Linked DNA regions of Homo sapiens: regions 2 and 3 are each linked to region 1. A link is a contact called in ENCODE Hi-C data. All regions are on one chromosome and are shown on one strand. Each heading gives the region's core, a stretch centred on a gene start or an enhancer-like site at or near the end of the contact. The rest is flanking DNA. Distances are from core to core; before and after follow the strand shown.

Evidence for each region. A loop is a pair of places that touch in the nucleus more often than their neighbours do. Pooled maps may share reads with other maps.
Region 2: a loop to region 1 is called in a map with no recorded cell type, with 9 times the contacts of the local background. The contact joins two enhancer-like sites. A Hi-C loop is called at or near these places in 5 of 37 single-sample maps with no recorded cell type and 4 of 50 pooled maps.
Region 3: a loop to region 1 is called in a map of OCI-LY7, with 4 times the contacts of the local background. The contact joins two enhancer-like sites. A Hi-C loop is called at or near these places in 1 of 168 maps with a recorded cell type or tissue (OCI-LY7), 5 of 37 single-sample maps with no recorded cell type and 4 of 50 pooled maps.

The regions. Positions count from the first base shown.
Region 1 is chr20:7,769,399-7,771,995 of GRCh38, reverse strand. No RefSeq gene overlaps it. Among named protein-coding and RNA genes, the nearest start is that of HAO1, 170 kb to the left of the region's middle. Within about 2 kb of position 1,320, at least 2 of the 41 ENCODE cell types and tissues checked have a DNase peak (open chromatin) inside an H3K27ac peak, as active enhancers do; they include OCI-LY7, where a contact is called at or near this core.
Region 2 is chr20:8,601,547-8,604,143 of GRCh38, reverse strand. The region is part of intron 3 of PLCB1 (phospholipase C beta 1); the gene reads right to left. Among named protein-coding and RNA genes, the nearest start is that of RNU105B, 230 kb to the left of the region's middle. Within about 2 kb of position 1,308, at least 4 of the 41 ENCODE cell types and tissues checked have a DNase peak (open chromatin) inside an H3K27ac peak, as active enhancers do.
Region 3 is chr20:8,393,222-8,395,818 of GRCh38, reverse strand. All of the region lies in intron 3 of PLCB1 (phospholipase C beta 1), which reads right to left. Among named protein-coding and RNA genes, the nearest start is that of PLCB1-IT1, 150 kb to the right of the region's middle. Within about 2 kb of position 1,323, at least 2 of the 41 ENCODE cell types and tissues checked have a DNase peak (open chromatin) inside an H3K27ac peak, as active enhancers do; they include OCI-LY7, where a contact is called at or near this core.

The sequences.
Region 1 (2,597 bases), core at 71-2,570:
TTTCCCCGTGTATGATAACTCTTTGTATGCAATGCCCTGTACTAACCAACAAACTGAAGGTAGGGTCAGTGCCTGCTTCATCTCAGTATTACCCACTATGCCTTGAACAAATAGGGTCATGAAAAGAGCATGGCTCACTTCATAAATAGAAGGCCCTACCAAAAGTTTATCATAGAGGAAAAGATTAGTAAAAATGTAAACTGTATGGAAAAATTTTCACTTCTTTTATGAGTTTAAAAAAAAGAAGAAAATCAGCAGAAGAGAATATATTTTACTGTTTAGTTAGGGCTTAGATCATAGCCCACATGGCATTGGGCATAAGGGTGGGAATATCATATTTTGTGAAGCCACTACAACTTGTATTCAAATTCTGAAATGATTTCACTTGATTATTTGTATAAACTGAGGTAGGTTATGGATGTTCTAAGGACTTATTTTTTCTTTTCATACATTTATTGTGAGAATTAAATGGGACTTTTAATTATGTCCCATTATATTATTTATAACTAAAATGTACATATATAAATTATGTAGGGCAACTGACATTATAGGCATTGAGAAATGTCAATTTTCATTTCCTTCTATTCGTTCGAAAGAAAGGAAGTTAAATAACACGATCAAGTAATAATTTAATCTTTTCTTTAGCAATTTCACACACTCAGTGTAACACACATTTACATTAATTTCCTATTCTTTACCAGCTCTCTGGAGAGTCCTGTGGCACACATACAGGGAAGAGTGAGGCACCTCAACCTCTGCACACCAATGATTTGTGACAATGGTGGTCAGCTCCTGTAACATCCTCTGTCTCAAGTATCTGTCTCATAGTCCAGATGGTTGGCAAAACATAATCTGAAAACCTACGAAGTTGCTTTTTATATCTGGAGATGGGCTGATGTTTGATGTCCTGATCTAGTACATCAAAATCTTGTGGAGAAACCACGAGTCTGTCTCTTGTCTGCATAGAATTCAAGTGGACTGCCCTTGGGCCAAAATGATTTTGCAGCTTCAGAAGCAAAAAAAGAAGAAAACTGACAGTGGCTCCAAAGTGACCCTAAACCCACTCTGTACCTTGTTCTGACATTGCTCAGCTACCCAGAGGTTTGATTTTAGTCTTCTAGGCCTCAAAACAACCCTCTAATGGCCCTATGAAAGTGATTTATGTGCAGTACAGGAATAACACAATACCAGTTCTGTGGCCAAAGAGAAGTGAATTGTTAACCTTGGTGCTTTGGGTTTTGGTTTGTCAATTACGTAGAGAAGCTCCCGACAGTATAGTTGTTGGTCAGAAATGAAACACCTGGCAATCTGCCACATCCTGTGGAGTTGAGATCTTGCTTTTGATTTGAAAAGCAGCATCATATTTGTATTTCCACTTAAGTGACTTTCAGCTGCTTTTGAATCACCTGAAGTTGAATGAAAGTATATTTTACCAGGTGTTTTCTAAGCAAGATTGCTTAGAAATCTGCCAGAGTTACTGGGAACTGATTTGTTCATATGTGTAATCATGAATGGGCTCACCAATTTCTAAAAACAAATGATAAAAATAGAAAGACATAATAAGTCTACAGTAAACTAATTCTTTATACTTTTTCATGAGAACAGGTTAAATCTATACTTAGGATGGGAAAAAGCAAAGACGTATTCATTTTATTAAGCCATACCAAACAATGAAAAACCAGGAAGGAAGTAGTTATTATTATAAGAGAGCTCTACTGTCTGTTAAAATACAAATAAGAAGAAGCACTTTTGTGTGTGTGTGTGTGTGTGTGTGTGTGTGCGATCCTGCATATGGCAGCTTGATAAAGTAAAAGACATTGATAGTAGGCTTAGCTCATGATTCTCTGAGATAGAGATTAGCATAGAGAATCTAATTAATTAGAAATGCTCTTATGATGAACATTTGTGGAAATGAGGGAGAAAGAGCAGAACTGGATAGAGGGATGATACAGTTTGAATGTTTGTCCTCTCTGAAACTCATGTTGAAACTTAATCCCTAATGTGGCAGTATTAAAAGATGGGACTTTTGAGAGGTGATTGGATCATAAAGGCTCTGTCTTTTTCATGAATAAATTAATTCATTCATCAACTAATGGGATTAATAGGTAATGAGTTATCATGGGAGTTGGCCTGGTGGCTTTATAAGAAGAAGAAAAGAGAGCTCAGCTAGTACATTTAGCTCCCTCACAATGTGATGCCCTTTGCCACCTGAAGACTCTGCAAGCATTCTCGCCAGCAAGAAGATCCTCACCATATGTGACTCCTTGACCTTGGACTTCTCAGCCTCCATAACTGTAAGAAATAAATTTATTTCCTTTATAAATTACCTAGTTTCAGGTATTCTGTTGTAAGCAACAGAAAATAGACTAAGACAAGGGAGATTGCAGTTCCAGTGAAGCAGTAGGGGGTTGGGGCTAGAATGGCCCCTTGGAGTTGGCCCAGCTATATCTCTTTGTGATCAGTCATTGGATGTAGGCTGCACTGGAAAGAGTCATGATCTAGGACAAGCCTGGTTTTTCAGCTAAAGCAGTCTCCCCGAGGAGGACTGGCAGTAGAAGTCGTCTTCTAGCAGCATTACCCAGCAAATGAAGGGATAA
Region 2 (2,597 bases), core at 59-2,558, 830 kb before region 1:
GTAGCTAGGATTACAGGCACATGCCACCATACCTAGCTAATTTTTGTGTTTTCAATAGAGACAGAGTTTCGCCATGTTGGCCAGGTTGATCTCAAACTCCTGGCCTCATGTGATACACCTACCTCAGCCTTCCAAAGTGCTGGGATCACAGGCGTGAGCCACCACACCCGGCCAATAGTACTCATTGTTAAAGTGAAGAATCCAGTGGCATTTAGTACATTCACAAGGTTGTGCAACCACCACCTCTATCTAGTTCCAAAATATTATTAACACCCCAAAATAAAATTCTGTACCCATTAAGCAGTTGAAATCACCCACTTTGACCTGTCCAACACAAAGGATCATAAAATTGAAAGCTGTTAATGTTAAGTGGTAGAATTATTGGTTAGTGTCAAGTTGAAACACACATTTACAAAAGTGGTTCTCAAACTTAGGTGTGCATCAGAATTACCTGGAGGATTTGTTAAAACACACATTGCTAGGTCCAACCCCAGAGGTGCTGATTCGGTGAGGCAAGGCCTGAGACTCTGCATTTCTAACAAGTTCCCAAGGGATGCTGATGTTGCTGGTCTAGGGACTGAGAGAAACACTGATCTGTGAATTTAGACACAGTTGAATGGACAAGCATGGCCCCTGTGTTGAAGGCTCCCTCCTCTTTGTAGAGAGAGCAGTGGCCCATTTGGAGCCAGCTGGTGATGCTAAAACCCACACGCTGGGATTACCAGAAAGGTCGTTTGAATTTTATCTAGGAGTCCCACTTTAGGCAAAGTGCAAATGTTAACCCGATTTTGGATGGGAGCCACTTTGACAACCTTAAACATTGAACTTAGCCATAGATTTAGAGGGATGTATATAAAAGAGGGTTACTTGATTCCCGAGATGTATTTTTAGTTATAGGTGCCATTCAGAGAGAGTTAAAGTCAATGAGAAAAAAGAAAAGAAAATCTTGTATTTCTCTTCTGGCACATTTCTTTAAATAACAAGTATGCTAATTTTGAGAGAAAGTAGAATTTATTTTTGCTAGAGCATTTGTCCTGTTTGTCATACACCGTAGACCTTTCATTTTCTGTGTTTCGGTGTCCTTCATATAATGCAAATCATCCTGCTGTACAAACCATGTGATACTTTAACAATGAGTTATATATATCTGGGGCTTTACAAAAGTAAGCAATGCTAAGGACAAAAAAACTAGACAGACAAAATGCTGGGCTTCTACCAGAGGAGCTTCAACTGAACCACACCTCTGAACACCAGCTCTCCTTCAAACATCCATTTAGGAAAATTTTATTGCTTGGTAAGAACAGGAACTTTCTCAACTAACATATTCACTTTTAACTATGCTTTCAGTTTCTCTTTCATAAGCCACAGAAATTAAAATCCCTTTAAATAGAAAGGCCTATGTATTTGACATCACTGTAATTAAAGCAGTTAAACTTGCAGCACACAGGTTTTCTAAATCATCAAGAACAATAGCTCAAGAAGAGAACAATTAAGCAAAATTTTGAACACTTTTAAGCACTCACTCTGCTTGCCCTTTAAATGACAGAGGCTTTTCTGTTAATATTCTTTGACCTGAATGCATTCCTCAATTAGGATTCTGAAGAATTTGATTGGGTTTCAGCTAGAATCTGTAACCTCTGGTTAATCATCGTGTATTACACAGCTTGTGGATAAAATATATTTGGACAGGGATAGATAAGTCTATTCATGTTAATTCACCATTGACATTCAGGGCTTAATTCAATTTTCAGAAGTGATGATATCCCTGGCATTTCAGCAAGCCTATTTTAATTAATATCTCTACACCTCTTTAAATACCATTTTGTATTTTATACACCTGCTTTAAATTAAGGCAGTTTAAGGTCTGTTATAAAAGCCTCTATTCTAGGAATACCAAGAGTCAACCTTGCTTTTGATTAAAAAAAAAACTTGGTGTTGGTGTCATATACTCTTCTTTATTTAGAATATCCATCATTATGGGTATTGGAAAATTATACTTTGTCTCATAGGTTCAGCTTTTCAAACTAGTCTCATGAGAGAACTTTAATTCTTATCTGAGGCTAGAGAAGATGCTGCCCAATGGAAAATACATTAAGTGACATTGGAGGACCATCAGATATCCTAAAATGTGGAAGCCATCAAGACCTAAGAGATAAAAGGGTGATGATGGTGAAGGTGTTGGTGCTGCAAGGGAGGGAAAGAGGAAGGGATTGATAGAGCTGTAGAAGAAAACAGCCGCAACACTTCCAGAACAAGCCTGGTCTCAAAACAAGGGGAGATCATACCAGTTAACACTAGCAGGTTTAGACAAATTTTCCATTGCAAACTTGGCTCTCTATCAATGTCTGGTAGCTTTCTAGCAAACATTAATCCATCTGCTTTACTCAAGTGCAAAGAAAACTTGCTCAGAGGTGTTCTAGTTTAGGAATGAATAACCTGGGTGAGTCCTGGCTTTGCACATCACAGCCATGCTAGTGGGGGCAGTCACTCAACTCTTCCACTTCCTCATCTACACAAGGGCTCAGTCAGTGATCAGTACAAATTAGCACATAGAAAGTGCTCAAGAAATGTTAGCTTTTAACATTTCTGTTATTACC
Region 3 (2,597 bases), core at 74-2,573, 620 kb before region 1:
AAATGGGAAAAACAGATTTCTAGTCACACCTTCACAGTATTTCAAATGCTCTACAGTATCCTTCAAATAAATTATTTGACTTAAGAATTCTCAACTCAAACCATGAAATTTTGAGCAGCTAAGCATAAAATTAAATACTGAGTCTAGTTCGCTATTACTTACACAATTTATTCTTTAACATACTTTCTCAAAGTTTTATAAACCACCAACTCATGTGAAATATCCCACTCAATCATCTATTTTTATTTTAGATATTCTAAGAGCTATTCCTTTTCAATATTATGTATAGATAATTTATTTGAAAGCATTATTGACTTTAAAATTGTGTAAACTTAAAATTTAATTTTCCTTATTCAGCCATTCCACATTCTTTGGTATATGTGTAGGACAGAACTAATATAAGAGATCTTAAATTAATTTTATTTAGATTTTCATCTGGTATCCATAAGTAATAATATGTAGACAATGCCTTCTAAAGAATCTTTAATCTTCAAACAAAATTGCAAGCAAATTGATTAATAGAGAAGCATGTTTCAGAGACCCATAAAATAAAATAAATGTCTCATTAACTACTGCTTTCGACAGTAGAGATTTATCTATGGCAAAAATAATAAAGTCAATAGGTGTTCAATTTCCCATATTGTTTGTATGTACCTCAACCAAGGAAACTTCTTTTTAAACTCTTACTAAATTTATTTATACTAAGGTACTATAAGAATCAAGGAAAATGTAATTCATGCACAGATACAAAATGACTAATTTCAACTAAAGAGAGTCAAATTTAATTTTTAATTAACATTCATAGAAAGAAAAATTGTGTTTGCTAAACAATTTTAACCAGGTATTACAAATCTTGAAATAGTCTAGGAAGAAACGATTTAATTTAAAAGTTTAACATGACCTTACTATTTTTGAAATATGAGTGATGCTCAAAGCTTTTGAAAAATATTGTTAAAGATACCATTAAAAGTGAAAACTTTGCCAGATAGAAGCCTATATACTATAGATGGCAAATGCAAATACCTAAAGAAAAACATTGAGAATATGGATGATGCAACCAAGAGTTTAACTTGTCAAATAATGGCACAGCTTCAAGCCTATTAAACATATGCACTAATGGCCTATAGTTTTAAGGATAACAGTAACTACAACTTACAGATCCCCTATTATGAAATATATGTTATGGCCTTTAGTCCTCACAATAACCCTGAGAAATAGTACTATTAACTTCATTTTATGGATGAAGAAAGCAAGACATGAAGTTAAGCAACTTGATTGTGACCACATGAGTAATACTGGTGGAGCCTCTTAACCACTGCTGTTCCCCAGTGTGAGGATACAGAAGCAAAGCCTCACTTTCAGGGCATAAAAGTCAACTCCCATGAACCAGAGAATCATCAGACTTCTTTCTTTCTGCACACACACACCAGGAACCGAAAAGAAACTATGACTATTAAAAGTTATTGCTCCCTAAGTAAGTTCTACCACTTTTAATCTAACCTCAATTCAAGGTTTACCTTGACTTAAAATCCTTCCACAAAGGCCAAGTAGTACCAATTTTATATAAGTCATAAGATGTGAAACCATAGAAAAATAGGCTCTAGAAATAGTTAAGAGTGGACAGAGAATCTCACTCTAGTGGTACACTAGGCATTAGGCTTGTCTAAATGCCAGCATAGATTCCAGGTGCTATGGGAATAAATGAAATTCTTGTGTTTTGAGTAATATGTGGGCAATGCTGATGGTTTTCTGTCATAAGGTCTCAAATTAAAAAAATTAATTAGGTGGGAAGAATGCAAATAGTAAACTTTAAAATTCAAAACATCATAATATAATACAAGACAAAATTCAACATTATATTAATATTATCAAGATATATGAAAAAGGCCTTTCTGGTTTAGATCACCTAAGAACCTGTTCTCTAAACATCTTTAATAGGATCTGCACTACTGTGAAGACAAGCATCACTCATAAACTGGTGTTCTAGTTTATTAAGTGTGGTTAACTTCATAATAAATGGCTTTTAGAACATTTATATTAATCCTATGAGATGCTTGTGACCAAGAGACCCATAGTTAAAGAAAAAAGAAAGAAGTGACACTAACCCATGTCCAACACATCAAAAGCTGTGAGAAATCCTGCAATAAAGGAACCCTTAGCATTTCCCAAACTTATTTGACCAGTCACCCAGGCCGGAGTGCAGTGGTGCAATCACAGTTCACTGCAGCCTTGAACTCTGGACTCAAGAAATCCTCCCGCCTCAGCCTATACTGAGTAGCTGGGAGTATAGGCAGGCATGCACCACTGCATCCACCTATATTTTTTTTAAGAGATAGGGCTTTGGGTCTCAAACTCCTGGCCTCAAGCAATCCTCCTGCTTCGGCCTTCCAAAGTGCTGGTATTACAGATGTGAGCCACCACACCTAGATGACATTTTTATAGCATCTATTAGTATTCCAAGGAACTCACTTGGAGAAACAGTGAGTTTTGGTTTTGATAAAGTATTCTATATACCTGAGGAAAAAAAAATACAATAACTGTTCACAGAGCTATGCCCATTCATGGCAGGCAGTGATGAGCAAATTCTTCTCTCAAGC